2 separate regions of the Mus musculus genome follow, and region 1 is linked to region 2. Evidence: chromatin loops called from intact Hi-C (ENCODE). Cell type or tissue: gastrocnemius. All regions are shown on one strand. Each heading gives the region's core, and the rest is flanking DNA. Links, peaks and the distances in the headings are about the cores only.

Region 1 (17,021 bases), core at 4,656-12,655, 63 kb after region 2:
GTAGTAAGGTTTTGCTCTTTAGGTGCTGAGGCCACATGCCCCACTATGCATGAGGGCTCAAGAGGCTCCCTGCCCTGTGGAAAGTGCAAGATAAGGAGTGACTGTGCTGCCAACACGTCTTACAATTGACCTATGCTTACAGAACTATCACCCACGCACAAGAACACATATCCCAATCTACCTGTATGAATTAGCCAGTACAATGCACGGTGTTCATAACTCATGGGGTGTGGCTTGCTTTAGCTCTGATTTCCCACAGTGGCTGCAAGCCAATCAAATCCATATCTTAAATGAGATGGGTTTAAAGATCTTTCAAAGAATCACTTTTCATTCCTTGGTTTTTGGTAAGTTTGATTACCACTCTCTGGAAGCCCAGCAGATCTCTACTGAACTAAAACACCAGGCACCTCAGCCACAGTTTAAAACAACCTTCACCTTCCACAGTCTCCAGTTGAGAATGTCCTATGTGAGCGTCACAGAATCCTAAACCCTAGAGAACTTTCCAATTAGTGTGAAAATCTGCTGCCTGCCAAAAACCTGCTTTTGAAGATTAATGTCTATTGAACATCATTCCCACCAGTGTTCTAAAAACCAAACAAAACCAAACAACACAAAATCCAAATATTTTAAATGGTATTAAATTAGAAAAATCTACCTCCCTCTCTGTATAATCCAATGTCCTCCCATTTTTTAATATTGAAACTACTTCTTCCTTCTTTTGAGACAGGGTCTTTTTTTGTAGCCCTATCCTTTTCTTCTTCCCAGAATCTGGACTACATTAGAAAATACCCACATTTTGGGTGAACACAGTATGCCACACCACAGCACTGCAGCCGCTAGGCAGCTGTCACCAAGAACATTGATGCTCTTCCTTTGGCCTTGAGATGCACACATGGACCTGCTGCTGCCTTCACAGAACTATCTCAGTCCACTGACTTAGAGGAACACAAAGGCTCCCCTGGAGCTGGAGTTAAAGCATTTGCAAGCTGCCCAACGTGGGTGATGGTATGGAATGCAGACCTTCAAGAGCAGTGTGAGCTTACCTACGCAGCCACTGTTCTAGCCACTGTAATGTGAGTTCTAAGAATCCTCTGGTTACAGACAGCCACATGCAATAAAACACATCAAGTACCGAATACAAAACGATACGCCTCTACTTCTTCCTGTAACCACTAAGTGACTTGCATATTAAGCACCTCCTTCCTTTGATGTTTTCTCTTTGGGGAAAAACCAAACACCTCAAATTTAAATACGTACTTTTATGGAATGCCTTCTCTACTTTAAAATCTCTAAAATTAAAATCAAGTTAGCCTTTTTTTTAAAAAAAATAAAAGCAAGTTAGATGTGCTAATTTTTTACAAGTCTGTTATGTGTAAAGACTGAGCCAATCTGACTGAATTCATGTTCAGTCCATGACAATATACAGCGAGACAAAAACCCAATTTACCAAGTTAGAAGGTTTACTTTTTTTCCCTTTGGAAAAATGCTTTATTAGATATTTTCTTTATTTACATTTCAAATGTTATCCCCTTTCCTCATTTCCCCTCCGAAAACCCCCCTATCCCACCCCCCATCTCCTTGCTAACCCACCCACTCCTGGCATTCCCCTACACTGGGACACCGAGCCTTCACAAGACCAAGAGCCTCTCCTCTCATTGATGTCCCACAAGGCCATCCTCTGTGGTTGGAGCTATGGGTCCCTCCATGTGTACTCTTTGGTTGGTGGTTGAGTCCCTGGGAGCTCTGGGGGGTACTGGTTGGTTCACACTGTTGTTCCTCCTATGGGACTGCAAACCCCTTCAGCTCCTTGGGTCCTTTCTCTAGCTCCTTCATTGGGGACCCTGTGCTCAGTCCAATGGATGCCTGTGAGCATCTACTTCTGCGTTTGTCAGGCACTGGCAGAGCCTCTCAGGAGACAGCTCTCTTAGGCTCCTGTCAGCATCCACAATAGTGCCTGGTTTGGGTAAAAAGGTCTACTTTTATTTCTTTTGACTCATTTTAGTGTATCTTCCTAAAAACAGAAATGCCACAAATTAGCATCTACAGTGTTATTTCATCCTACGGAAGACAGAGTAAGTTAAAAACAAGTAACTAGGGGCTGAAGGGATGGCTAAGAGCACTGGCTCCAATTTCCAGGATGGACACGGCAGCTCCCAAGTGTCAGTTAACGCTAGCTCCAGGAGACTGAATACTCTTTTGTGGCCTCAGTAGGCACCAGACATGCACACGGTACTACTCAGAGATGCAGGCAGGCAAACACCCATATTCATAAAATAAACATAAATAAAATAGACAACAGTCTATTCTTTCGTCACATAGACTTAGAGGGATGGCTAAGCAGTCAAGAACACTTTCCTGCTACTCTAGAGGACCCTGGTTCAATTCCCAGAACCCCACATGGGAACTCACAACTGCCTGGAACTCTAGTTTCAGGAGATCTATCATATCAGACATGCATTTGGCACATAGATCTGTGCATGCAGGCAAAATACCCATATATATAAAATAAAAATATTTAAAAATCTTTATATGATAATGTGGGGCCAAATCCATTTTCCAGGAGGAACATCATCCAATTTAGGCCAAACAACCTAAATTATAGGCACACCTATCACTCAATGCATGACAGGTACTTAGTACATATCTAGAGTTAAAAATACACTTTACATTCAGTCGTACTCAATTTTAAGAGAAAAAAAAAATCAGTTGACTACTTTAAAATATTTTGTGTTATTTAATCTAACCCTGATTCATGTTAACTGCTGGATATTCTACTGTGGAAAGCTAAATGCATTTTTGTTTCTAACCCTGAGATGAGGCTGAGTGAATACCCCTCACCCTTCTTCATCACCTGCTTAGTTCAGCTCTGCTCTCCTGAGTGAGTTCACAGAATCAGATCCAAGGACTGACAAACCTGACTGGAAGCACTGGGATCCTCAGACACGGAAGAGGGCATTTCAAAGGGAGCAGGCCAGGCGGCCCCTTCAGACTCATGTGTCTGCTGAGAACTCGATGACTCTTCTTGTTCTGCAGGAGACGGGACAGGCTGCGCAGCTCCATCACCATTGATGCTAGTCAACCGGAAATAGAGAGGAAAACGTGACACATCATACTACAGCCTACCTGTCTGTATAAAACAGACTCTATAATCAAGCATGCATCTTGTCTATAAGAAACATAGTTAGTGTTAACAAAGCAAAACTTCAACTGCAAATTTTACCCTATTCAAACTGTAAATTTTAGGACAGAATCTGATTTTTCCTAAGACAAAGATAAACAGTAGTCAAATACCTGTAGTACAAGAACTTGGAAAGAATAGCCTTCTGATACCAGTGCTCCTTGCTTTTCTTCTTCCTCTGCCACTTCTGATCGATCAGTCTTTGATAGAACTCTTTCAACCATGTCCAATCACCAGTCTGAATAACGAGACATTACCGAACAAATATGCACACGTGTGATGAATACTGGACACTGTGTTGAAAGCTCAGCCCACAGCCAATGGTGTTTCTAAGATACCGAGGAACCTCTAGAAGGCAGAGCTTAGAGGAAGGAAGCTAGGTCTCTGGAGGTGTGGCCTTGAAAGGATCCTGCACTCCTGGCCCCTTCTCTCTCTCTTTACTTTTCGGTCATCATGAGGGAAGCAGAGTCTCACCCTGGCTCTAAGGAGTTGTGCTGTGACAGGGTGACAGGATGGAGCTTCTGCACCCACCCAGAACAACACTCACGTCCCTCCTGCTCTTCTGCTGGATGTTTCCTCTCTGTGACAAGCAAGACACCGATTCTCACTCACCCAATGCTCTCAGCTAAAAGCAGATATTCTTTAGTTTCTACAGATTGTTTCATGAGCATGCACTTATAGGAAGAACAATAGAAAGAACACTTTGATTTTTCTGCACCCAATTCACATCTAAGAATCTCCTACGTTTCTCTTCTAGCTAGGCCTGGAGAGGAAATCCTTTCCTACAGTACCTTCTCAGCTGCCCGAGGAAGGCCCCGCTTTACACTTTAATCAAAGTACCTATGTGTGTCTCAACAACCACACTGAACTAAGGAGCAAGGGCTGTGACTTGTTCACTGTCACCCTAAGATCTGACCAAGTACAGGACACACAAGCTGCACTGTGTTGCTTTCTAAAGAAACTATATTATCAAATTAATTTCTTGTAACTTATTTTTTGTTATCCAAGCATTGGAGAAGTTAGGACTGGTAGGCAGGTCTGTCATCGCAGCTACCTGGAGACTGAAGCAGGTGAATTACAAGTTTAAGACCTGGGTGAACTACAATGTGAGTTAGAGGCCAGCCTGGGCAATTAGCAAGACCCTGTCTGGGGAAAGAGGTGTTCATGGGTACAGTTCAGTGACAGAACACTTATCTATCATGCATGAAGATAGGTTCAAGCAAAAATAGCACTGTGTAGGAATATTTAAAAGGTAGTACAGACAGGCAGAACCATCAAGTACTTGTCAGCAGCCCAGGAAGGCAAGCATCAAGTAGGCCTAGAGAAGTCACAACTGTCCTTATCACCTGGGGGAAAGCATCTACGGACCAGCAGCCTGAGAAGCTAGAAATCAACTCGTATAATTAGTTATACTCATAGGAACAGCTCTTTAACGTTGTTTACGTTTCGGCCAGCCATGTTTCCAGAGTATGTCTATAATAGACATTAAAAGAATTTTCAAAAACAATTAGTTCCTTTAATCTCACAGATTTACCAATCCTTTCTTTTAAAAACTGACTTCATCCTTTTAAAGACAGAATCCTGGTTTTACATTCAGCTTAAAAAAAAAATGGGTTTGGAGAGATGGCTCAATGGTTTAGAGCACTGACTGATCTTCCAGAGGACCTGGGTTTGGTTCCCAGTACCCAAGTGGTAGCTCACAAATATCTGTATGATCCAGCACCCTCTTCTGGCCTCCCTAGTTATTAGGCATGCCATGTGGTTCACAGATGTGTCCATCATGCACCTAAAAATTATACGAAGTTTCTTCTCTGTTCTTTTCTCTCCCCCCTCACCCCCCTTTAAAGACTCTCTATATAGGCCCAGCTGTCCTAGAACTCTACATACAGCAGACTGGCCTTGAACTCGAGATTCACTCTTGCTTCTGTCTCCTCAGCCTGAGGTTGGTTGCATTCCACCAACCATGACCAGATGCTTTGTCTTTAACAAAGCTTTTCTCTATTTTTAAGTCTCTGATCAAACAGCTCATTTCTTTATTGCTGAAGTACTCAGCTACAATTCCAATTTGGCATTAAAAAAAAACTGTTTTAAGTATGAATATGTACATATGCGTGTGTTTGATGCTCAGGCGTGCAGGTCTGTTTTGGATGTCAGATGAGGTTGTCAGGTGTCCTGCTCTATCACCATCTATCTCGCTGTACCCCAAGGTTGTTTTTTGTCATTCCTGATCCGGTTCCTGCCAAGCTAGCAAGCCCTAGCCATCCTATCTCCAGCTCCCCACAGTAATGGGGCTCCAGGCCTGCATGACTATGCTCTGCTTTTTAGACAAGGTCTGGGAATCTGACTCAGGTCCTTGTGCTTGCCCAGCAAGTGCTCTTAGCCCGACTCTGGCATTTCCTTAAAACAAAACCACACTTTCATATTAAGAGAGTGCTTTTCTAAATGATTTTTGCATGAAGTAGTTACCTGAGATGACCTCATAAAGAGTTCTTGAATGTCCAGCTCATCTAGTAAGAGGGTCCTTCCTATGCGGTGCACAGCCATGCTCACGTGGGACTTGCTGTAGGGAATCTTCAGGAGCTTTTTTATGTTCTTAAGAGAGTTAGAGAGGCCCCATTAGTATCACCCAGAATTTATGGAGTTTAACTTCATTCAATCTGAAGTTTAATAAGCCTTATTTAAGGTTACACAAACTAGACTTTTCGTAATAATAATCATATAGAGGGCAGAGCTTTAAACTCTGAGTTACACTGTCAATGTAAGTGCAGCCCAACACTATTACATATTCTATTACAGTACAATTCCTTTTTATAGGGATGGAGGACAACAGCTACTAGTATACCATTTTAAATTCTCAAATGGTAATAGACACAGAATAACTCTAAACATATTCAATTATTACTGTTAAAATACAACCAACAGTATTCATATTTTTTATTAGTCCCACTGTTTTGGAATTGTATCCTCCTCTTAGAGGAGATAAAAAGCATTTTTAAAGCAAACATAGGTATTGAATAATTACATAACTTTGTCTTATTCCATTGCTGATAGCAAGACTGTAAAGCATAACACGTTTTAACATCCTCCTCCCCTCCCCTGCGGCACTGCATATCCCCAAAGTCACCGTGAAAACACTCACTTCTGAGTCGGAGACGACATCCACATCATTTCCCACCGAGTCAATGAAGTCATACGCCATGCCGAAACTACGGAAGGAAGGAAGGAAGAGGCCACAGATGGAAGGCTGAACAGAGTAAAACTGTCTACTGCTTCTAGGACATGCACACCTCACATTTGGAAATCAAGAAGTCCACTGCCATCTGGCTGCCAACTTCTCATTTCTTCTTAGGTACACAGAAAATGAAGCACATCTTTAAAATGCATCTTCAACTTAGTGAGACAGTAAGAACTGCAAAAAGCAGTCAGTGTGAGCATAAACCCTTAACCTCTCTGATGCAAAACAGTTCAAGATTTAATTCCACATATGAAGAAAAACAAAATGAGAAAAATATGTTAACATGTATGGATATAACATATAAAGATATAACATCAATAAAAGAAAAAAAATTGTACCTAAAATCAACTCAGCTTAAAGAGAAAATGAAAAACTGGTAAGCACCTAACTCATTCAAATCACCAAGTTCATCTATAAGGTTGCAAAGCAACGGATGTCACCATTTTCCCCTTAGTAGGTGGCAGAGTCAGGACATTTAATCAGGACTGCATATGCATGTATGATTTTCTATCTGCTCTGGGCAAGTAGGTTAGCCTTCATTTCTCATGTACAAACAGTTAATAGTGTCTATCTTAGGGCTGGAGAGATGGCTCAATGGCTAAGAGCACTGACTGCTCTTCCAAAGATCCTGAGTTCAATTCCCAGCAACCACATGATAGCTCACAACCATCTGTAATGAGATCTGATGCCCTCTTCTGGTGTATCTGAAGACAGCTACAGTGTACTTATATATAATACATAAATAAATATTAAAAAAGAAAAAAATCTAGCACAACTACTGAAACCAACTCACCACATTTAATACAATTAAGCCATTTTTAAAATAGTCGAAATATGTGGTCATTTTCAGACTTTTCACAGTATCAAAAATGCTACATCAACTTGTAAGCAAAGCTATTACCTTTTGAGGCACTAGGATAATCTCTAAACTACTAGCTCAGGGTATTAATGCATTTGTGGCTCTTTCTGTGTTATATAAAGTTTTATATAAGTTATATAAAAATGTTTTAAGTCCAATCATTCAGGGGAGGAAAAAGAAAACACGGTTAAAACAGCCTACAAGAATATAGACACAGCATAAGACTCCCAAATACTCACAACTTTAAAAACCACCAGTAGAATTTCCAGTGTGGGTCAAGGGTGTAGGTTACCCAGCATTTGGGGTTTTAAACCTCAGGCTTTTCCAAATACTCCATCATATTTAATAAACACTCCAAAGGGCAAGCCGAGCAGCAGCTTAAGTCTTGCCCCTCGCATACCATCCTATTTGCACATATGAAAGCAGACACAACAGGCTAAAACAGCTGATGAGCAGTCAACGTGTACACGTTATCGTGACATGCTGCAGCCTGGAAGAAAGCATGTACCTCTGAAATCTTCTTACTGTACCATGGACTTTGGATGACAACTATATTCTTTTACTAAAAATATCTGAGCAAGTGAACATGCATCTCCAATTGAACTGCGAAGCAGCTTTCAGAGCTTCGAGCCGGGGTTGAGAGGGAGGGAAAGAAATGCCAGCGATTAAAATTTACCTTGAAAACGGCTTGCTTTTCTTACTATTGCCAAGAATGGTGGTTCCTGCTGGCCCTAGTTTGGCACTCTCTCGTAACCAGTTGGCAGGTGGGAGTTTCAAGTCTGTTTTTTCTTCGAGACGTGCAAACGCTGTTCGAGGAGGGGCAGAAGAGTATTTTACCACAGCTCTGCTTTTCACTTCGTTGCCTCCAAGAAATAAGGCCGATCCCTAAATAACATATGGAATGAAGCTTTAATGAACACTGCCAGGAACGACAATCTCACTTTCATAAAAATGAATTAAGAACCCACCAAATCAGGATTCACAAGGAGCCTCAGCTGCGTGTCAGCTCTAACACTTAATAAACAAGCTTAAATTACGCTTACTTAGCTGTTTTTCACGAAACTAAAAAAAAAAAAAAAAAAAAAAAGGATCAATCAAGAAGTGGACAGGGGCCAACCAACCTGCTTTTTAAAAATCTGGGCATAGTAGTTGCAAACACAAGCTTCAAGCACTCTGGAGGCAGAGGCACAAGGGCCAGTGCAAGGTCTACGTCCAGCTTGACTGCCCGGTCTGCATAACCAGTTCCACACCAGCCAAGACTCAACCCGGTACGATGAGTCACAGAAAAATGTAGACTCAGAAACTAAGTGCGCTCAACTGTGTCCTGTCAACCGCATGTAAAACGAGCAAGACTTCTGTACGGTTCTAATGGAATATTTTTAAGTAGCATAAGTCAATGACAAACGTCATTTGCAGGACGTGTTTATTTTTACCAAACACACAGCGATTGATCGGTAAGCTCATCGCATCCCATTCTACATTAGCTCCGTAGCTGACCCTACACCCACCCGGGCATGCTCAATGTCTGGACCCGCTGTTCGACTCTCCTTCGAGAACCCTTCCAGGCGTTGCAAATTCTCTGTGCCCTCCCTGGGTCCGTCCCTCTCTCCTCTGCCTGCCTTCGGCGGGCTGTGACACACACACACTCTATAGCCCGTCCACTGGCGCCGAGTGCGAAGCCAGGGGTGTTGCGCATTGCAAGCAAACGCCTGCCTGCACACCCGACGACAGGCTCGCCTGGTGATTCATTCCGTACTAGAGGTGCTAAGGAGGCGTGGAAGAAAGTTCCAGAAGCCCCACGTCCCCCTCCCAGGCCCGCAAACCCCCCAAGCCCCTGCAGGTCGCGCTCCGCCGCCGCCGCCTCTCACCTGTGCAGAAGGCTCCTCGGAGTCCGCCTGGGACAGGAGGCTGAGCCCTCCTCGGGCGGCCGCCCCTGAAGGAGAAGCCTCGGCTCCTGCTTCCTTGGGGTCCCCCATCATTTCCGACCCTGGGGAGGCGACCAGACGCGCGAGCCCTGGAGGCGGCGACAGGAACGCGGGCCCAGAGTCGCAGGAGAACCTCAGAGCGAGCGACTCGGACACTCAGCGGCTCGCACTTCCGGCGGCTGCCAGGAAGAGCTCGAGGTAGCGCGATGAAATCTCGCGAGATTCACCCAAAGGTCCAGCCCGTCCTCCGGCTCTGGCTCCTCCTTCGCGGTCCGGGCAGGAGCTGCCGCACGCCGTTGCCTGTCACACCATTAGGGCGGACACTTCTCGCGATACACGCCTCCCGGGCTCCTCCCCCTCGCTCGTGGCCGGTCTTTGTTGGCAAACAGTTAATGAGACTTGAGTCAAAGTCGCGGTGGCTGGGGTGGGGCGGTGCCGCCTTGGGTATTCGCGTAATCAAAGCTGGTGGCATCAAGGCCCTCGCAGGCGGCCGCTCTCTTGGGGCTTCTCCGAGTTGCACACGCGCGGGGACCTCCGTGGGTCTCAGCACCCTCAGATCAGTGGGGCTGAAGCAAGGAGAGAGAAGCCATCAGTCTGTTTAATCGGTTTCTAGGCAGCGCTCATGCAGCCCTGGCTGGTTTCGAACTCGCAAAATAGCCGAGAGTGACCTTGAACTTGACACTCTGCCTCCAGCTCCCGAGGGCTGGGGTTTCTTTCTGCCCGAGGATGGAACCCAGGGCTTCGTGTAGGCTAGGCAAGCACTCGGAGCTACATTTCCACCCTGCACCCAATAACAGACAAACTGCTACATTCCTCATAAAACATATATATTTGAGGTAAAAGGTTTTGTTTTATGTCGAGGTATTACGTTTTGGGTTTTTTTTTTTTTTTTTTTTTTTTTTAAATGTGTTTTGAGTGCTTTGGCTGCGTGTGTGCATGCAGTGCCCGCAGAAACCAGAAGAGGGCATCAGATCTCCTGGAACGGGAGTTACACGCAGTTGGGAGTTGTGGGCTGTGGGTGCTAAGCTGTGTCCTCTGCAAGAGCAGAAAGTGCTCCTAATGGCTGAGCCAGGACGGAGGTATACGTTTTCAGTTTTCAGTGTTTTGGCCTTTGCAATTATTTAGCCATGCCAGGTTATAATTTTCCTTAGTCTCTAAAAACCCAGTAACTGAAAAACTTTAGGAGTTCTCGGAGAAAGCAGATGCAGTCTGCAAATTGCTTTCATGCAAAACAAGACATTTTTATGAATTAACTTTTTGGTGCATATTTTGCAGATCCTTACTTTAAAGCATGTTTTGTGATTTTTTTTTAAACTACTCTGTATTTAGAGCCAGTTTTTGTTTGTTTGTTTGTTTGTTTGTTTTGTCCTTTTCGTTGTTTATTACATCAGAGGCTAGCAGGCTCGTCACATAAAAGCTTGTGCCAAACAAAACTGAGGGCCCGAGTTCCATGTCATCCCTGGACCCCACTGTAGAAGGAGAGAACTGACTCTGGAAAGCTCCCCTCTGGCCGTCACATGTCCTGTGGCATGAACACACACACAATAATAATACAGAGATCTGAATAAGACCTATGTAGCTAACACAAAAAGATTAAACTTTGAGTACTTAAAAATAAACCCTGTATATCCATTAACTCACGTTACAGGAATATTTTTTTTTACAGGAATATTTTTAAAAATTAAATTGCACATCATAGTATGTTAAATGATAAGCAAATATTTAAAAAGTAATATGGTCCCAATTTGAAAATCCATCTGTTTCTGAAATGGAAATCTCTGGTTGTTTTTGTGTCTCTAAATGAACAGATTCATGTAAGAAAGAAATGATTTACATTTAGTCTAACATTTTTCTATTTTTCTTTCTTGTTTCATATTTAATTTTATTAACACTTCTACAAATATAAGTTAGGTTCTGATAACCTTACAGTTTTGTCATTTATTAATAACGATGTATCAGTAAGAATTTACTGAGGTAGTATAGTAGTGGGTTTTTTTTTCTTCGGGACTCAAATATTGTACAAATTTCTTGAGATGCTAACATGTGGATCCTTTTTAATGATGCTTAGTAGGAAAATGTGCTACTAGTACCCTACAAAAAGGAGAAATGAAGGAAGCAGAAGTGAGAGCTCGGTATACAGAACAGGAGTCTGACAACACCAAGGGGCTCATGAGAGCTCAGGGCTCCGGCAAGCCAATCAAGCTCCCTCCCCCCTCCCCCCTCCCCCCCCCCCCCCCCCCCCGCCGCCCCCAGACTTATGGAGGAAGGTCTGGCCAGGGGCTGGGTTTCAAGAAGCCACACACAGGCAGGGACTAATTTAGTTGGGAGAGGAGAGTGATCCCTGAGGCCTGGAGAAACCAGGCACATCTGGGTTACATAAAGTTTATACATTCCTCCAGCTCTAAGAGCCTTTCCCCCATAATCAAACACATGCTGTAGGCTTCTAAAAGTTATCATCACTGCCTCTAATGTAAGTGATTGAAATCCAGTGTTGTGAGGAAACAGATCACTCCTCCCATCATTCAAACGTTAGGACAAGAACAGCTGCCAGAATTTGCCTAACATACGTCTCCTTGGGATGGTCTCTGTCACACATGCCTCCCTGGACAGTCGCATTGGCTTTGAGCTCTCGTGTTTCCCGTCTCAGTGCCTCATGGCCTCTTTGCTTAGGATACACATGTGGAGTGGATGACTAACTTACTGTGTGCCACCACAGCTCTAAGTTGCTGGTGCTTTTCTTGTGCTTAGGATTCCTTCTCTGAGTTCCCTAGCTTACTCCTGCGCATCTTGTAGATTCCGCTCAGGTCACTCTAATAAGTCCTTTCTGATACACCCCACGTTTTCTTCACACACATCCTTGGTCCCTTATACTTGTACAGCTTTATCCTGTGTTTGTCACACACGAGAAAACAACGTTTGAATCTGCCTCCCTTGCCGCCTTTGGACTCAAAGGCCTTCGTTCTGTCTGATCAGCCTTTTCACCAGCAGCAGGCTCTGCACCTGCAAACCGAGCTGTTTAAGCCCTTAGGCAATGTAGGGGAAATTGACTGGTACTGTCAATTTTAAAGTGCTTTCAAAATGTTGGAAACACAAAAAACAATGTAGTTCACTCAAAAATATTTTAATACTCAAAATCCAGGCTAAAAATGTCTTATAAAGTAGCTCAATGTAGTGTAGCACCGGTGTCATCAATTATTGAAGTTAATATTGATGCACGGTTTGTGCCGTTCTGAAACGGTTTGTAAGCTAGAGCTTCGTAGTTTGCAAAATTTCCCTCACCATGCATGAGTCTCTCAGGGAAATGCTAGTCAGTAATAGACTGATTTCGTTACCAGGTGGTGACACATACTTTTAATTCTAGCACTCTGGAAGCAGAGGCAGGCAGACCTCTGATATGTAGTGATTTCTGGGTTGGCCAGAGATACACAGTGAGACCATTATTTTAAAAATATGCATCTAGTTATTTGTAGCATGTAATATTTTTATATTGTTTTGGAAAAAAATGTATCCTCAAATGTATTCCATTAAACACTATGTTTCCTTTTTTTAGATTTATTTTTTTATGTGTGTTAGTGTTTTATCCGTATGTATGTTATGTGCACCATGTGCATGCCTGGTGCTCTCAGAGGACAGAAGTGGGTGTCACATCCCCTGGAACTGGACTTACAGATGGCTGTGGGCAGTCATGTGGGTGCTGGGAATTGAACCTAAGTCTATCTTAGGAGCAACAAGTGCTCCTAACCACTGAGCCACCTCTCCAGACTCCCATTGAACACGAGACACTATTCAGATAGTATAATAAGTTGCTACTCACTGGTTTTTTTAAAATATTTATTTATTTATTTTATATATTTGAGTACACTGTCGCTATCTCCAGGCACACCAGAAGTGGGCATCAGATCCTATTACAGATGGTTGTGAGCCACCATGTGGTTGCTGGAAATTGAACTCAGAACCTCTGGAAGAACAGTCAGTGCTCCTAACCACTGAGGCATCTCTCCAGCCCTCCAGAAAAGTATTGTAGCAAAGACAACACTAAATTATTTTAGAAGTAAACTTTTTGGCTTTTCATTGTCTTTATTTTTTTAAAAAGACTGGTAGTTTATTCATTTATTTTGGAAGTTAACCTTTTATCCTGATACCTGCTGCTATTTCAAGGCTCACATCCCAGGACAGTCACCCTCAGTCCTCATTGCTGTTGTTATGCCCCAGCTTCAGCACGGCCTAGGGAGGCTTCTCAGGACTGCTTTCCCTCTGCCCTCTTTCCTTCAGTCTGAGGCTCCAGGCTCTTGAGGTTCTCTGTGGTTCTCTCAGTCTCCTCATTAGTGCCCCATCATCAAAATAGGCCCTGCTCTGTGGTAACCCTGTGGATCCTAGATCCCTTCAAATCAAAGGTGCATTGCCGAGATGTCTCGGTGCCTGCAGGGTGCTCTCATAATTGGAAGAATTACCGAGAGCTGACTCATGCTTGTCCAATACTTTTTTGAAACAGAGTTAGAAATCCTCTATAAAACCTTGATAGAAAGAGAACTGTGTGAGGGCTGAGAGCAGTTGTGGGTGCTGCTGAGTCTAATGGGGGAATCCAGTGCCCTTGGAGTTGCTGTGCAACTAGCGGAGGATGCTGGCCTTGGAGACTGTTAACCCTTGGTAGTGTTTTGGAATGTGGGTCTCGCTTACCTTGGGTCTTACACGTAGCCAACCCCACTCTCTGCTTGCTGAACACGGGAAGCCCTGAGCTTCTGACTCATGATTGTGCTCAGAGCTGGAAGTTGGATTTGAGATGATCAGGACCCACCTCTTCCTTCTTTAAAGAGAGTGGCGTGATCCAGAAAGACAAACAGAATTGCATCACTGAGAGATGTGCAGTCTTCACGAGAAGCAAAGCTGGACAAGTGCTCAGGTCTACTACTCAGGTGTAAACTACTAATGTAGGCCAGTAGAGTTTCATTGTTTTTTGTTCTTTCTTAGGGTTTCCTTACACAGCCTATGCCGGCCTGGAACTCAATCCTCTTGGGTCAGCCTTTCCAGTGCTGGGCCACTGTGCCCAGCTAGAACCTCAGTTTGTTTCATAATAGCTGGCTTAAACAGCAGACTATCAAGCCACCATCAGTTTTGAAATCAATATCTCTGGGTTAGCCCAAGAACTCTACATTTTTAATCAGACTGCTAATCCTAGAACACATTGGCCTATAAACCACAATTTAGGACAGTGACCTCCAGAGGCAGTTCCCGGGATTGCAGGAAGAACCACAGCATCCTACAAAAAGAAATACTACTAAATGTGTACCCTTGCTCGGGCCCTGGTCAGTGGCATACCAGGCAGAGACTCCATATGCAATGAAAGTAGTGCTTATTGCATGTGAGGGTTGGTTGCTAGGCAACAAATAGGCCAGTAAGTCAAAACAAAATTTCAGATGAACACTGAAAACATTTGTAGAGTGAGAATATACCAAATATTTATTGTAAATATACCCAGTGCTGCATTTGAGTTCCATGAGTCCATGTCATCTGTATCCAGGACCCAGGCTGCTAGTCCTTAAGCCTTTGGTCAGTGACAAGCACTCCCGCCATTTGCTTTGTTTTAACAACAACAACAAAGATCACATGACCAACTGTTGCATTAGTGAGGTAGGGGAGAACAAGGCTTCCCCCCAAGGCAGGACACTGGTTGTCAGTGACCACTACACAGCACTGTCACAAAGTGAAGTCTGTTGGATGGCACTAGCAAGGTTAAACTCAATGACAAAACCAGGCTTTTTAGAGATCTTCTTTGCTGGTGTGCAATGGGGAAAGAATGACCTTGAAGCAGCTCCTATTACACACAAAGGTCACAGGTCCTCAGTGACAAACCACCAATAAGAGTTGTCAAGCTTGAGAGTGAGTTATTATTTTTTTTGTCAGTGTTCCACGTGGTGACAAGTAGGTTCATTAGGAAGCTACTTGGAGAAAGTTTCCCCAACAGACTTCATCTGTCCATTCAAGATAGAAGTGACGCTCGAGCAATGATTGGTTTTCAAAAGAATTTCAGCCTACTGAGGGAGCTTTTCTGCAGATAGACATTTGGAAATCTTTACAACGTTCGATGAGTATGTTACTCAAGATAAGTCCATGGCTTATTATTTATTCAGGGCTTTGCTATGCGAGTGTGAGGACCTGAGTTCAGAGACACAGAGCCCACACAAAAGCCAGGTGGCTGAGCTGCTCTGCGTAAGAAGAAGGAATGGAATCCTTTGAGTGAGCTGCCTACTGAGGCTAAGCAAAATGCCAAGCTCCCAGTACAGCGAGAGACCCTGAGCCAATGTGCAAGGTAAAGAGCAATCAAGGGAGACACATGATTGCCAGCCTTGGACATCCACGTGTACGCACACATATGTGCACATGTACATGCACACATACAGCCACACATATGTGAACAGGCACATTTCACACACACTTGTATAAGAAAAAAGAAAAGAAAGGAAAAAAAGGGAATAAAAGATGAAGACAAACAAGAGTTCAAATTGCATCCTTAGTGACAGTGGGTGCTCTCAGCACACAGCAGCTCTGGCTTAGGTAGACTGCATGCTAAGGGGAGAGGATCCACATGGTCAAGGGGGCAGCCTGGCTGTAGATCCTTTGTCATACTGGCAGTGTTGGGGGGGAAAATCTATTCATACTTTAATGTGTCCTTTGATACTACTAGTGGACCAACTCAGGTCACCTAGTTAATCTCCTTGTCAGCTGTCAACCCACCTGTTTACCTCATATCTGCTTGCAAGACTCTCTTCAGAGCCAGCCAGCCAGCCAGCCAGCAGGTCTTCCCCCCTCCTGTGACTCATCCTGGTTTTAAGTTTGTTCTATGACAACAGTCTGGCAGCCTTTCTTCTGGATGTATGACAAAACAAGTTGTATGGGGAAACAGGCGACTAACTTAGTCCTCAGTCCCGTGTGACTGATCCATGAGAAGGACTACTGGCTTCTAAAGGATATGGATACGTAGGCAGCCAAGCCTCAGTTTAAAGCCTCGTGTGGTTTGTGGCTCCAACAGAACGTTCAGACTAATACAGTAAGGCCCAAGGCCAACGAATTCTTTTAAGGAGCTCTAAGTATCCTTTAAGATGGATTAAAAGGAGCAGCCATCTAAAATCATTTAAAAATAAACAACTGGGCCTGGAGAGATGGGTCACCTGGTGTGGGAACTTGAGGACCTAGGTTCTGGTCTCAGTACCTCCGTAGAAAGTCAGGCTAGGCATGTGCTCAACTGGAGCCAGAGTGTTGTGGAGAACAAAGACAGCAGGATCAAGGCTTGCTGACCACCAAGCTAGCTCAGGATTTGATGAAAGACCTTGTCTCAAAGGAATAAGGCAGAAAATGACAGAACAGGGCACCCAACATTCTCCTGTGTCCCCTGCATGCATGCAAAGACTCACAGACTCATGCGCACAGACATGCATATAATGTGGTCAGCACACACGTCACACGTGTTTAATGATGTGTGATTTTAAAAGTTTATAAGCTAGTGCTTTTATCTATTTATTTTATTTTATTTAGATCATTTATTTGATTTGTTTGGGATAGTCAAGACATGGTCTCATGTAGCCCAAGCTGGCCTTACACTTTCTGGATAGACAAGGGTTACCTTGAATTCCTGCCCCTCCCCCTGCATCTGCCTGCCATGTACTGGATTTATAGGCATGCATCATCATGCCTGGCTTTAGGAAGACTATTTTAGATGCAATTAAATGCTATCTTTAAGTCAAGAACAATTAGCAAGTTAATGAGGTATACTTTGCTTCACACTTTAATTTGACGAGAGTAGACAATTTTGAAGCACAATAAAAGATT
Region 2 (14,957 bases), core at 1,430-9,429:
ACCACTACTGCCTGACCATGATTTCTTACCTAAGGCTGAACAGTTCCCATGGCTCACATGGCCTTCATATTTAATCTTATGTCTGCAGACACTTAGATTTGCTTGTAGGTTTTACCTATTAGACAGTGCTCCTATAAACATGAGTGTACAAATACCTCAAGTCTCTGCTTTTGTTCTTTTGAGATCTGCTTAGAAGTGCAATTATACATCATACAATTAACTACTTTTAATTATAATCATACAATTAACTACTTTTGTAAAATTATTTTTTTGTAATTTGCAAAATTTTTCCACCAGGAGCCTATATTACTTTGCAGGGTAGAAAAAAGGAAAGGCCTGTTTGTATCCTCTGATTAATTCCTGATATCAAGCCCATGGACCTGTAAATAGATGGCTCACCTGTGCTGTGCTGACCGCAGGGACCTTAGGCAACGGACTGATAACTTCTGGCTCACTCTTCCTCTTTAGCACAGAATTTGACTTAAAGGTCAGCTGGTAGCCAGTGGTTAGGAGAATGAGCCCCGGGCTTCAGATCTGGATCCTGATTCTATTTCTATCATTTATTCTGCTGACCATGGGCAGATTAAAAGACTTGGTTTCTCCTTCTTGTTAAGCTGCTTTGCAGGCTAAGTGAGGATTGTAAAATGCTTAGTCCACCGTGACAATTTGATCTGTCAACCTGACTGGATTGTGAGATGCCCAGCTAGCTGGTTGGGTGTCTTCCCAGTGTGCCTGTGGAGGTGCTTCCAGAAGGGACTTGCATGTGGATCTGAAGGCTGAGTGGAGTACATAGAGCATGTAGGCACTGTCTAATCTATGGGCTGCAGGGAGCAAAAGGAAAGGAGGGCAGCCCATCCTCTCCCTCCCCTCCTGACACCTGGTGCCCTGGGTTCTCAGCTCTCAGCTTTGGACTACAATCTATCCTGTCTGTCCCTATCACTTCAAACGTTACTAACTTTCCTATGTGTCTGGTGCTCAGCATGTTTTGTGAGCGAGCATTCTCTGAAATAAAAGGTTTGCCAGGCGATGTGCTTGCTAGTCGAAAAAGGACGAGGTCCTAGGACGCTTTCTGTAACTACCAGCAACAAGATAGCAGCTGAATCTGACAGCCAAGAGAATTTTTGTGATAAAATTTTGAGAAAGGAAAACAAATTGTACATAGAACTAGCACTGGCTGTGAATAATAGGGGTAGGGTAATGGAGTCACGACATGGGGATGGTTGTGCATGGAAGGCAGTGTGTAAAACGTGCTTGCTGCTTCAGGATTCCAGGTTGGGTTAGTCCAGAAAGTTTTGGGGGTACATTGTAGCTGGTGTCCTTTTAGACACTGGCTTTTTGAAGGCTTTTTTCCCCAGAAGTATTTGTTCATACCGTAGAAATACACACTTTAAGGTTACCCGGCATCTTTAGAACCGGGGGAAACGATTGCATTTCCTTAAGGAGATCTGAAACTAACTCCCAGGAATAAGGCCACACTCTGGGTTAAATGAGACCCCAAGCCCTCCTTGAGCGTACCTGTTCTTTCTCGGAGACATCCAGGCTCTCTGCCTAACGCTGGAGCATCTCTCCTTACTGCCCAATTCAGGAGTCAAATCCAGGGCCTGATGCTTGCAAAGCATGGTCTGTTCCTCTACCCTGTGCTGTTGTGGTTCAGGTTTCGACTCAGACACCATTGACTCCCAGAACAGTCTCCCTGGTACCCGGAGAGGTAAGACCTAAGCTGTCAGAACCCTAGGTACTATCTCGTCACCTCACAGCACTTGTCAGTACCTGAAATTACCAAGAAACCGCAAGTAAATCCTGTAGACTTGATTCTCAAGAGGACTGTCCAGCAACTAGAGAGACAAGTGAGAGATTGACTTCATTGTTTTTTAAGGCATGTCCTCTGTGAAACCCGGGTCTAGTGTGCCAGGACAGGCACACCAGCGGTTGTCGAGCACAGCAAGGCTACAGGATTACCTGTTCTCCACAGCACCATATTTTGGCTTTTTAATCCCCACTCCCATTGCTTGCATTGTGGGCCCCAGAAGAGTTCATTCTTCAGCAGAAAAATGCTAAGTTTTACTTGCCACTAAATGTCATACCAGATTCCTAGAGCTCCCATTGGAAGGTGCATTAGAGTCGAAGCCAAGAGACAGGCAAGAAGAGATATGTGTTAGGAGATGCGTTTGGAGAAAATTGCCTTGCATAACTGTGCGGTTGGCAAGGCAGGTTGGGATCCACTGTACAAACCAACAAGAAGGGCAGGCCAACGGGACACGCAGGCTCTGATCAGGCTGAAGCTGGGTCTGGAGGGAAAATATTCCTGCTTTGGGGAGCCCCATGCTGTTCTTGGTAATGCCTGTGGACTGATTGAGTCAGGCTTCCCAAAGCTATCTGGGATCGTCTCCCTTCCTAAAAGTCTGTCAGTGGTGGACTTGGTCATATCTCCTAAGTACCTTCTTAGCAGCCCTTGGGTAACCATTGCAAACAGGTGGAAACCAGCTGTTGGTTGCTTCTCCATAGCTGTGGCGCGAGGACAGAAGAGAGCAACGTAGAGGAAGTGGTCATGCATTTTGGCTCAAGGTTTTAGAGGTTAGACCCTTATGGGGCTAAGATTTGGTACTGTAGAGCGGGAGGCGTGGGCGTGGCATTCTCCTTTGCCCCTTCTTCCACCCGGGCCTCTCTAGAAGGGTGCATTCTGAGGCAGGTTCTCCCTTTAATCCTTTCTGGAAACACCCTCACAGATACACCCGGCATGTGCTTTACGGGTCTCCTAAGCTCTTTTCAATCCAACCAAGATTTAACTTATTGAGGTGTAGCAGTACATGCCTGTAATACTAGCACTTTGGAGGCTGATATAGGAGGATTACCTTAAGTTCAAAGCCAACCTGGGCCACATAGTTCCAACCAGCCTGAGCTATACTGCAGTGTGGTATATTATCTCCAAAAAACAAGTCAGAGCACAAAGTAAAATAAGAAATTAGGATTTACTGTCGTAAGCTTGGAAAACTGAAGTGACATAAAGATGTGTGGTATAGTCCAACAGTGGGCAGGGTCCCAGATAGCAGGGTATGGTCCCACAGGGGGCGGAGTCCCAGTTAGTGGGGTGTGGTCCCACAGGGGGCGGAGTCCCAGTTAGTGGAGTGTGGTCCCACAGGGGGCGGAGTCCCAGTTAGTGGGGTGTGGTCCCACAGGGGGTGGGGTCCCAGTTAGCGGGGAGACATTTTGAGGATCTAGGGAAGGAGTAGGAACCATTCTATCTGTTTTTCACCCTCTCCCCCATTTCTCTGACACCGACGGCAGCAATAGCTTGAACATCCTTTCCTAATCCTTATCCAGTTAGCTGGATTTGGTTACTGATGTAGAGCGATTCATTTTGGGCCAGATTTCCTAATGTTCCCTGGATGGACTCTTCCAGCCATCAGTGTAACGAGAAGTCACTTGTGATCCATGCCTCCCAGAGCTCATTAGTTTCTGCTTCCAAGTGTCTTCTTTGGATGGGTCTCAACTAGGTTCACTATGTACAACTTAACTGGCGTTTATTGTGAGACTATTGAGTGATTTTAAAAATATCTCTCATATAACAGGAAGATAATGCTCATAACACTTTTAGATAATAAAGAAGTAGAAAGGAGCCGGGCGTGGTGGCGCACGCCTTTAATCCCAGCACTTGGGAGGCAGAGGCAGGCGGATTTCTGAGTTCAAGGCCAGCCTGGTCTACAGAGTGAGTTCCAGGACAGCCAGAGCTATACAGAGAAACCCTGTCTCGAAAAAAAAAAATAAATAAAATAAAATAAAATAAATAAATAAATAAATAAGAAGTAGAAAGGAAGAAAAACCATACTAATACCTACTCAGAAATAAGTACTATCAATGTCTTGGTGTGTATTTTCTCATATATTTAAACATAAAGCCAAACTACTTATGTAAGTGTTCATGCATGTTTTACTTAACATGTTTGATTAGATAACCATGTAATTCGGTTATTTGTCAAGATGTTAATGGTTTTTAAAAACCTACATCATAGTTTACTTAACCAGCCTCTCACTGGATACTTATGTTGTTTCCAGTTATTGGAAATTATAGACATGACCAAGAAAGTCTTTGTCTGTGTTGAGACAGGGTTTCACTATGTAGCCCTTGCTGGCCTGAAACTTGCTGTGTAGATCCAGGTGGCCTGAGTTCACCTGCCTGTACCTCCCAAGTGCTGGGATTAAAAAGGTGTATGCCATCACATCTAGCCTGGAATGAAATTTTTATGCCAGTCTTTGTGTACTGTTTTGATTGCTGTCTTGCATGTATTCTCACAGGAAGAAGGGGTATGAATTATGTAAGTTTTTATGGGTAGTACATGTTGACAGCTTATGTCTAGGTTGATAGATCACCTCGGGAAACTTGGTTAACATTTAATAGGCATGGTTTGAGGTGGAAAAGCCAATATAGCTATTTCCTAAAGGGCTTATGAGTGGCGTGGCTTATTCATTTTGAAAAGGAAATAATTATTTATTTGCTTCCTTACTCATTTATTTACCTCCTGAAATTAAGATGCTCCTTTCTCTATCTGCCACTGGTATGTCCCAGAACACACCATGTGTCTCTGGCTAGCCACTGTCTGGCATAGACACTTGGTTTCACTAATGGCTCTCACTTGCCTTTCCAGGCAGTATCAGCGGCTAACACGATCTCCCTCAGCCTTATCAGTGACAGAGGGCTTGAGAAAGACCAAGCCCGTTTAGCTCGGCACAGGCGATTGATTGCCTCACTCTTGCCTCTCTCCTTCCAACATCACCTAGGAACAGTCTGAGATCTAAGTAAGATCCATTTCCTCGCTCTGCCGCAGCAGCGTCTTTTAGAAGGACTGCCAGGCACAATGAAGGTTCTCTTACTAAAAGACGCCAAGGAGGATGACAGCGGCCTGGATCCATATATCCAGGTAAGTGGCCGAGCCTTATTCCGTGACCCCTTGCTCCTGAAGGCTGGGATGGGAATGCTAACACTCGGTGAACTTGGTGCTTAGCTAATGTGATGCTGTGCTCCCTCGTTTCCGGATAACATTTGGTGATTAATATGACGTCACTTCCCTTATTTTCAAGACAGCCCTGGTCAACCCAGAGTGGCATTCTTTTTTTTTTTCTTTTTTTTAAGATTTATTTATTTATTTATTTATTTATTATATGTAAGTACACTGTAGCTGTCTTCAGACACCCCAGAAGAGGGCATCAGATCTCATTATGGATGGTTGCTGGGATTTGAACTCGGGACCTTCGGAAGAGCCAGTCTGTGCTCTTAACCGCTGAGCCATCTCTCCAGCCTCCCAGAGTGACATTCTTTCGTTTGCAGGAGCTGCGATTGTGTGGCCTAGAAGCCACACTGATTCCTGTGCTGTCATTTGAGTTTATGTCTCTCCCCAGTTTGTCAGAAAAGGTAAGAGCCCCGGGCTAAGGCTTGCTCTCTGTACAATTCCTGCCCTACCAAGCCATGAGAATGTTCACCTCATTTTACCATTAGACATGACCACAAAGGCAGTACACACTTAACTGATTGTGGGGAGACTTCTCATCGGCTTCTCTGCCTAAGGCGCTGTCTCCTTTGTCAGGAGGCCATGGGCCCTGGAGATAGGGCCTGGGGATCACCAGCATGGCTCTCACAGGTAGGGACCATGTAGTCCACTTCCGGCCTCTGCACAGACTACCAGGCAGGCGCTTCTGACCTTCGAGTGAGCTCTGTTAGAGACTCATGCCAGGCTTCTCGGCCAGGAAGGCCGGGCTGAATGTAAGCCCAGGGCTTCTGCCCACCACCTTGCTCTGCTCAGCAGATACTGCAGGAATCAGGTCCAGTGAAGTCTCAAAGTGTTACAGATTGGTGGTGGCCTAAGGGTGTGCTGAGTGTGCCCATGGATGTCTGGTACCCAGTACTGCAAAAACCAAAGATTCAATACACAGTGGCTCAGTGCCTGGCTCAGAAGTGTTCAGCAAAGTACTGTATCTGAGGCCTCAGCTGGGTTTTACCTCCTTCAGAGTCTGGTTGTGTTGTGAATGCAGATCAAGTTTTCCCTCCTGCCTGCGCCTTACTGCACTGACATGGCCCATGCTGGGTCATACCCTCTGCTCTGTGTATCTCCCGGGTTGTCCTAGAAGGAGCTTCTTGAGGGAAGAGCTGTGACAATAAACGGACTTACCCACAGTCCAGAATGGCTTCAGGCCCATAGATAGCAATAAACAAGTGTCAAGTGGGTGGAGGGATGAACGGGTAGAAGACCCAGTTGTCTGCTTCTTTGTGGATGCATTTGGACTTTGGGGCCGTAGCTCTTTGAGAGGTGGGTCTAAGCCAGCCTCTGTTGGTTTTGGTGCAGCTGTCTCATCCTGAAGGCTTTGGAGGACTCATTTTCACCAGCCCCAGGGCAGTGGAAGCAGTGAAGCTGTGTTTGGAGAAGGACAATAAAACTGAAGGTGAGCCGGGCGTGGTGGCGCACGCCTTTAATCCCAGCATTCAGGAGGCAGAGGCAGGTGGATTTCTGAGTTCGAGGCCAGCCTGGTCTACAAAGTGAGCCAGGAGGACAGCCAGAGCTATAAAGAGAAACCCTGTCTCGAAAAACCAAAAAAAAAAAAACAAAAACAAAAAAACTGAAGGTGAGCGTGGGTCTGCTCTGGAGTCCAGCAGACTCTTACCTGCTCCCATTTCCTCTGAGACACTGGAGTCCAGAGGGAGCTGCATGCCCAACAGAGCCGAGTGCCTGGGGGAGCTGGGTCACAGGTGCCCCCTGAGGCCCCAGGCAGCCATGGCTGAGAGCGTGCTCTCACTAGCTGTTTAATTTATTATATTTAATATTATTTACTTACTTGCTTATTGGGTGCATGGCATGATAAGTGTGTAGACGTGAGAGGACAGTCCACAGGAGCCGGTTCTTTCCTTCCACCTCATGGGTCCCAGGGACCAAGCACAGCCCACCAGGCGTGGTAGCAAGCAGCCGTGCTGGCTGAACTATCTCACAAGCCCTCCATTACCTTCTAAATGGTCACTTGTGTGTCCTACCCTAAAAGTAGGGTAAGTGACGCTTTACTCAGAGGACGATGAGAGCATTCAGTCTCAGGGGATGCTTCCCGGCCCCACTGGGCCCTTTGCAGCATGGCTATTCTTCCTCTCCATTGCAGCAGGATGTGGTGAGCCTACCCGTTTCCTGAAGCCAGGCTGCAGCCTGGCTGGCTACTTAGCTGACTCTAGTGGGGTACCTGTTGTACTTTAGACTGAGTGCCAAATACAGTCCTGGGGTGTGCACAGCTCTGTGACCTCACTTTACAGTCAAGACACAGGCTTGGGGCTGGTGAAATGGCTCAGTGGGTAAGAGCACTGACTGTTCTTCCAAAGGTCCTGAGTTCAAATCCCAGCAACCACATGGTGGCTCACAACCATCCGTAATGAGATCTGATGCCTTCTTCTGGAGTGTCTGAAGACAGCTACAGTGTACTTACATATAATAAATAAATAAATCTTAAAAAAAAAAAAGACACAGGCTTGGAGAGGTCTTCCAGTGAAGGGAGGCAATTGGGAGATGGTGTTTTTGAAGTCCTATAAGGCCTGGGGTGCTGGGGTTTTTGAAGTCCTATAAGGCCTGGATTCATGCAGCCATCTTGGCTGCTGTGGGCTCCTTGATCTTCCTTGCCCTCAGTGACCTGGCCTTGGAGTAAGAGTCATCACACCCAAACCATGAGGTTACTCTCATTACTAGCTGGAACATGTCATCTGTCTGCTCGGTGCCAGGTGTTCTGAGCCACAGGTTTTTGATGGACACTGCATATACTCTGAGCCCCATAGAGGAGCATCCAGGATGTTGCAAGGGACAGAGTGGGTAGTGAGGGACTAAGGGTGATGCTGCTGCTGCTGCTGCTGTCCCCTGGCACAAGTAGATGGCTCACTTCAGATCCCAAGAGCCAAGTTTCCTGCTGAAGTGAAGGCTGGGGTCTAAGAATGAAAATACAAACTACCACAGTGACATTTAGCTGGCCACTTTGTATGTATAGCTCATACGTAATTTCACGCTTTGCAGCCTGGGAGAAGTCTCTGAAAGACAGATGGAATGCCAAGTCTGTGTACGTGGTTGGAAGTGCCACCGCTTCTCTAGGTAAGGAGTCATGGGAAGATGAGGGTTTGAATCCTAGGCTAGATGGATGAGGTTTCATATTCAGATTATATACAATCCAAAACCTGTGAGCTGCTTATTTGTGGAATTTTCCACTTAGTCTTTTCAGACCATAATTGACCAAGAGTAACTGAAACGGGGGGGGGGGGGGGGGATGAAACGGTAAGATGGGAATGGGGGTGGGGCGTGTCACACGTGCCGACTACACTAACCACCAGCCTCATAGCAGTTCGTCCTGCCTCAGCTCGGTTCCTGGGAACTCTAGGCTGCTTGACTCACTGGTCCTGAACAGAGTTCACACCTGCATAAGACGTTTTTCTCAGACTCAGTACCTTTCTAATAGTCCCTGAGTAAAAAGCCCATGGTGTTCCCAGTGAAGCTGTCCTTGGTGGTGACAGGTCCTGGTTGTTTAGCTCCTGAATGGAAGGCCCAACAGACCTCTTTCCTCTGGAAGTCGTGTGTTCCCTTGTGCAGGTGGCAGTCCTGAGTGGGCCCTGCCTTTGTCTATCTCCTCGGCAGATTAGCCGAGTGTTCACTTTCTGGAGAAGGCGAGAAGCCTTCATCTGTCTGCTTCTTCTCGTCAAGAGCTTGTAGGGTGTAGTGGCACACGCCTTTCATCCCACCCAGCACTCAGGAGGCAGGCAGGGGGATCTCTGTGAGTTGGAGCTCCAGTGCCACATAGAGAGAGGGGCCGGGCTAGCACCCTCCCTAAACTCCCTGTGTCTGCAGTGCTGCGGGTCCTTGCTGGTTGCTGTGAAACCTTCCCTCTGCCCCCTCCATTCCAGTCTGGCTACGCGAGCCCATTACTCATTTCCCGATGGAAGCTGATCACATCTCCCTGATGAAATGAGGGTTCTCCAAAGAGAAGCTTGCAGAACTTAGCAGCTTCCAAATGCTGACTGTCTGATAAGCAGAGGCCAACAGCTGACCTCATTATCACACGAGCACCAAGGCAGTCTTACAGGGCTGGTGTTTTTGGCTCATGTAGATAAGTGGGGTTCAGAGAAGCCAGTCAAGACAAAGACCCTTGTCTAGGGGAGGTGTGCTCAGGGCACCCTCTGAAAGGACAGCCATGGTCTTATTACTTGGCTTCAGAGGACACTTCGCTGTGAGTGGGAGAACAGCCTGGACATTTGCACTTTAAAGGTAGTGCAGGGCTGGGCGTGGTGTCGCATGCCTTTAATCCCAGCACTTGGGAGGCAGAGGCAGGAGGATTTCTGAGTTCGAGGCCAGCCTGGTCTACAAATTGAGTTCCAGGACAGCCAGGGCTACACAGAGACCCTGTCTCAAAAAACAAAAAAACAAAAAACCAAAAAAAGTAGTGCGGGAACGAAAGAGCTTCAATACCTGAAAAAGGAATTCATCTCTTTGTTGTTTTTTAGTGAATAAAATTGGTCTGGATGCAGAAGGAGCGGGCAGTGGAAATGCAGAAAAGCTTGCTGAATATATTTGCTCAAGTAAGTGAAGACAGACCCAGATGAAAGCCACCCTCCTCCGCACACCGTGCTCTCGGGACAAGAACTGACTTCCCATTGGTCAGCATGTGGACCGGCTCTAGGGCTGCTGGGATTTAGACAGTGATTTACCTTAAGCTACTGATGGGCTCTAGGCTTCTGAGGAACACAGAGGAGAGATCTGTAGAGTGCAGATTTTGGAGTGAGGACAGGAAGATTGCGTGTGTCCTCTGTACATAGTGTCTCCTGCCCTCTTCCCCGTCTGTCTAAGCCAGCTGTAGACACAGGTACTTGCAGCGTGTCACCCAGCCACAGGGATTGAAGTAGAGTCCTGCGCAGTCTCAGCAGAGGAACTCTGACCTGCTCACAAGGTCAGCAGCCAGGTGTCTCCAGCCTTGCAGGCAGGTCTCTGTCAGAGCTATCAGACCCTGCGGTTGGAACAGGAGAACAGGGGGAATATAAACTCTGGTTCTTGCCTCTCACTGGGTCTGTAACATGCTGGCTGACCCTTCTGGAGACTTGCCTGGGGAGCTGCTGGGCTAGAGTGCTGGCATGGCTGTGGCTTTCCTCGGAGGTTAGGAGCTGGGCATCTTCTTTTCCCTTAGCACATTGAATGGGTGAAGAGAGAAGGACTTCCAATGCTTTTCAAACGATGATGGATAAAACAGAGTATATTTGTTATGAGCTGTAGCTTCTCAAGGTGGTATTGGCGTTTGTGATTTGCAAACGTGTGTGCTAAAGTCTTCTGAGCTTCTCCTGCCCTAAGATGCTCTTATTGCCAGAAGGCTCTCTAGCTTTTACATTGTAATGTTCCTCTGGAAGCTGCTCCTTAAAACAGCCCTGCCTTTTGGACTGAGGCCTCCTAGACTGTAGACAGACCCTGGGCAGAGCCACGAGCAGCTTTCAGAAGCAGGCAGGGAATGGTAGAGACCCTCAGCAAGTTTCTGGCTCTCCACTTTTTGCAATATGGAAATAGACAGCTGTTTTGATTAGCTTTGACTGTCAACTTGACATAGCCTAGAGTAACCCGAGGAATCGCAGTCGAGGAATTACCGAGATCAGACTGGACTGTGGATATGTCTGTGGGGGATTGTCTGGATTGATAATTGATGTAGGAGGGTCCAGCCCACTGTGGGCGGCAACATTCTTTGGTCAGGTGGTCCTGGGTTGCCTAAGAGAGCTAGCTAAGCCTACGTCTGTGAAAAAGTCAGCTAGGAGCATTCCTCTACAGTCAGTTTCTTGCTTCAAGTTCCTGCTCTTACTGCCCTCAGTGATGGACTATGACCTGAAGTCAACCCCTTCCTCCCTAAGTCGGGTTTTGTCAGAGAGCCTATCATAGCCACAGAAATGAGTCTAGAGCATCTTTCTATTAATTTTTAAATTTTTTTATTTTTTATTTATTTTTATTTTTTACTTATTTACTTTCTATCTTGCTCACTGCCCCCTCCTTGTCACTCCCTCCCACATTCCTTCCCCATCCCTCTCCCCCTTCTCCTCTGAGCAGGTGGGGGCCCCTGTGGGTATCCCCCCGACCCTGGCACTTCAATCTATGTTAGCTCTTTGAGGGTATATTAGTATCATATCAGTTGTCTTTCAAAACCAGTTTCAAAGCTGGGGATATAGTTGAGAATCAGAGTCCTTCTCTAGTATTCATGAGGTCTTGGACTCATTCCCCAGCACCAAAAACAATTTAAAAATGAATACTTACATTTCTGTTAATTAAACGCCCAGCACCAACACTGACAACTAGTGTTAACAAGTCCCCAGTGTGCTCAGGAGCCAGTCTTCATAGCCAGCCAAGGAAGGGAGGAGCTGTGTTAGTGACAAATGTGTCATTCAACATGGTTGTCGCAGGAATCTAAATTAAAGAAAATTCCTCAGGCAGACTGGGCACATTTCGTAATTCAGCTGCCACTAACGGCCAGTGCCCCTGTGCCTGACAGTGAGGGGCTCCTGTCCTCTCTGGAAGTTCTTTCTTAGTGTGCTCTGAGTCTCTGGGACCAAGGATGAACGCTGTGAGGTTACAGGGTTAGAATTCAGACTCGGCCCTGCCCATCACCTCCAGCAAACCTAACTGAACCCTGCTTTGTGTCCACTCACCTTCAAGCACTACTGGCCAGGCAGACTAAGAGTAAGAGGGCACCCCACTGAGGTGAGAGTTCTAAGGACTGACCCTGGTGTAGCAGAGCTTTGCCGGGGGTGGGGTGGGGGGAGTGCTGGGGGAACCTCCAGCTTGCAGATACCCAGGGGGGCCCCCTCTGATCACTCTTCTTCAAAGAGGGAGCTCTAGCCACAAGGTGGCTAACCAAGCCTACATTCTCTTGAGCCCCATGTTCGTTGGCAGAGGCCTGTTGGGCACCTGAGGCATGGACAGAACTTGTCTTTCCCACTCCCACAGTGTCTGCTACTTCACAGGAGACTACGTCAGTTCAGTCTCAGGTCTGTGAGAGTCCAGGGACCAGGCCCCACCCTCCAGTGTCCCTGCCTCTTGGGAGCTCCCACTTCAGCCAGGCTTGGGAAGACAGGTGGACTAAGCAGTGAAAGCAGCGAGCCCTTGGTGTGGGGAGACTGCTACCAGCACTAAATGGGCTTTCCTCACACCCACAGCCAGGTCTGCCACTCTTCAGACCCCAGCTGCATGCCCAGCACTGTCCTTTATCTCTGAACCAACCACAGGAAAAGGTGCCATCCTCCAGACTGCCCCCGACTTTAGGTGTAAATATTGAGTGTCCAAGGGACCCATACTCTGTCCAACTGGGTTCCAGATCTTGTTCCCAGGGTCCCCTCCTGGGGGTCAGTAACTTGGAAGAATGGCTCCTAGAACTCAGGGCAACACTCTGCCCGTGTGCATTGGTCTATTAAAAGGGCATAATAAGGATACAGGTGCCCAGCTAGATTTAGAGGCATAGCCAGACCTGGCATACAGCTGTATATAGCACCAAAGTCTGTCTTTTCAAAATGTAGACCTAAGGTGTAAAGGACAGATCGGGGTGTGTTTATGAGGGATAACTGCCTGCTCTATAAATGGGACAGTTTGCTTCCACCTGTCTCTAGGGCGGATCTTTTTTTTAATATTTTTATTACATATTTTCCTCAATTACATTTCCAATGCTATCCCAAAAGTCCCCCATACCCTCTCCCCCACTTCCCTACCCACCCATTCCCATTTTTTTTGGCCCTGGCGTTCCCCTGTACTGGGGCATATACAATTTGCGTGTCCAATGGGCCTCTCTTTCCAGTGATGGCTGACTAGGCCATCTTTTGATACATATGCAGCTAGAGTCAAGAGCTCCGGGGTACTGGTTAGTTCATAATGTTGTTCCACCTATAGGGTTGCAGATCCCTTTAGCTCCTTGGGTACTTTCTCTAGCTCCTCCATTGGGAGCCCTGTGATCCATCCAATAGCTGACTGTGAGCATCCACTTCTGTGTTTTCTAGGCCCCGGCATAGTCTCACAAGAGACAGCTACATCTGGGTCCTTTCAACAAAATCTTGCTAGTGTATGCAATGGTGTCAGCGTTTGGAAGCTGATTATGGGGTGGATCCCTGGATATGGCAGTCTCTACATGGTCCCTCCTTTCGTATCAGCTCCAAACTTTGTCTCTGTAACTCCTTCCATGGGTGCTTTGTTCCCAATTCTAAGGAGGGGCATAGTGTCCACACTTCAGTCTTCATTCTTCTTGGGTTTCATGTGTTTAGCAAATTTTATCTTATATCTTGGGTATCCTAGGTTTTGGGCTAATATCCACTTATCAGTGAGTACATATTGTGTGAGTTCCTTTGTGAATGTGTTACCTCACTCAGGATGATGCCCTCCAGGTCCATCCATTTGGCTAGGAATTTCATAAATTCATTCTTTTTAATAGCTGAGTAGTACTCCATTGTGTAAATGTACCACATTTTCTGTATCCATTCCTCTGTTGAGGGGCATCTGGGTTCTTTCCAGCTTCTGGCTATTATAAATAAGGCTGCTATGAACATAATGGAGCAGGTGTCCTTCATACCAGTTGGGACATCTTCTGGATATATGCCCAGGAGAGGTATTGCGGGATCCTCCGGTAGTACTATGTCCAATTTTCTGAGGAACCGCCAGACTGATTTCCAGAGTGGTTGTACAAGCCTGCAATCCCACTAACAATGGAGGAGTGTTCCTCTTTCTCCACATCCTCGCCAGCATCTGCTGTCACCTGAATTTTTGATCTTAGCCATTCTGACTGGTGTGAGGTGGAATCTCAGGGTTGTTTTGATTTGCATTTCTCTAGGGCGGATCTTAAGCATACTCAAATTAGATGCATCTGTTTGGAAGGGGACAGATGTGCTGAAGCCATTGTTCATCATAAGGCCTTATGAGCCCAAGGCAGAGGGCCAGTGCCATTTGTGAGTGCTCACACTGTGCCCCAGGCATCTGGCACAGGCGTGGCAGGGTGGGGAGTGGCATGCTTTGCCCTGTCTCCCGGGATTGGTTCTCTCCTACATGCGGGTTCTAGGGTTCAAACTTAGAGCATCAGGCTTAAGCACCCCTAACCAATGAGTCTCGACGCCAGCCCTGGGGTGCAGTCTTTGCAAAGCCATTGTGACTTCTAATTTATTACCAGCAAGTCTGTAGGCCTAATAAATCTTGCATTTGCAATTAGAATATACCAATAAAGTCCTAGTTACCTGCTGCTAATGAAGACCTTCACCTCAGGTTTTGTTTACCAAGGCATTAATGAGTTTCTCTTGAAGTAAACTTTGTGGCCCAATTTAAAAGTTACAAATCTACTTCTAGTGAGTGTGTTGTAACAAAGCCACCTCCTAGTTATCTTACTTAACAGTTATTTACTATGAGACAGGCATCGCTGTGGGCACTTATAGCTGTTGACTCGTTTAACCTGGTCACTCATTATAGACAGCGTCCTCTCACTGGCCCTCTCTTTGAAGGAGAGAATATTTACAATGTAAAAGGCATAGGATCAAAGATGGTCATGTTTAAAGAGACAAAGAAGCCAAGGAGGACTGTACTACCTTTGTTTCAGATGGCCTCCTGGGTGAACAGCGATCCCGCTCCCATGCTCCAGGTAGCCTTCAGTTGAGGCAGAAGTGCGCATCTCAGTTCTTACCTACATCCGGGGCTGCTGCTTTGTCTGTGGAGACTTCCTCAGGTCCCTCCTCTTCCAACTCCTGCACTCAGTCTTCCCTGGCAGTATGAAGGGGTGAAGGGGAAACTCTTGAATCATCCAGACGCTCTTTGGCTGCCTTTGGGACGAAGATTGCTGGGAAGTTGAGCTGTTTGGCTTCCTGTAGGAAGAGCTCTAGCCCCTAGCTACTTGCACCTTCAACCTGCAACACTCCCAGGAGGGACTCCTAGGCTAGGGTTGAGAGCACAGAGCCTGAACACGGCTTTG

Evidence for each region. A loop is a pair of places that touch in the nucleus more often than their neighbours do. Peaks named below come from ENCODE experiments on the same cell type or tissue, not always from the same donor. Only the 100,000 strongest peaks of a DNase experiment are listed, where the experiment ranks them.
Region 1: it touches region 2 in a loop (2.5-fold over the local background); 7 of 42 quality-filtered maps call a loop at or near these places.

What each region holds. Positions count from the first base shown.
Region 1 is chr7:133,630,043-133,647,063 of GRCm38, reverse strand. It overlaps Edrf1 (erythroid differentiation regulatory factor 1), which reads right to left and starts at 9,389. Exons shown (of 25, transcript NM_178115.4): 1 at 9,141-9,389; 2 at 7,949-8,157; 3 at 6,318-6,384; 4 at 5,645-5,770; 5 at 3,292-3,416; 6 at 2,915-3,071; 7 at 1-74. The coding sequence starts at 9,251. In gastrocnemius, for the core only: CTCF peaks have their summits at 9,224 and 10,161 (motif pointing right); DNase peaks (open chromatin) are centred at 8,512, 9,478, 10,159, 10,663 and 1 more place; H3K4me3 peaks cover 2,436 bases; H3K27ac peaks cover 2,063 bases.
Region 2 is chr7:133,692,288-133,707,244 of GRCm38, reverse strand. Uros (uroporphyrinogen III synthase) reads left to right here. Exons shown (of 10, transcript NM_009479.3): 2 at 4,776-4,915; 3 at 5,323-5,406; 4 at 6,335-6,431; 5 at 8,027-8,101; 6 at 9,502-9,576. The coding sequence starts at 4,853. Among named protein-coding and RNA genes, the nearest start is that of Uros, 9.5 kb to the left of the region's middle. In gastrocnemius, for the core only: no CTCF peak of the experiment used is centred there; no DNase peak of the experiment used is centred there.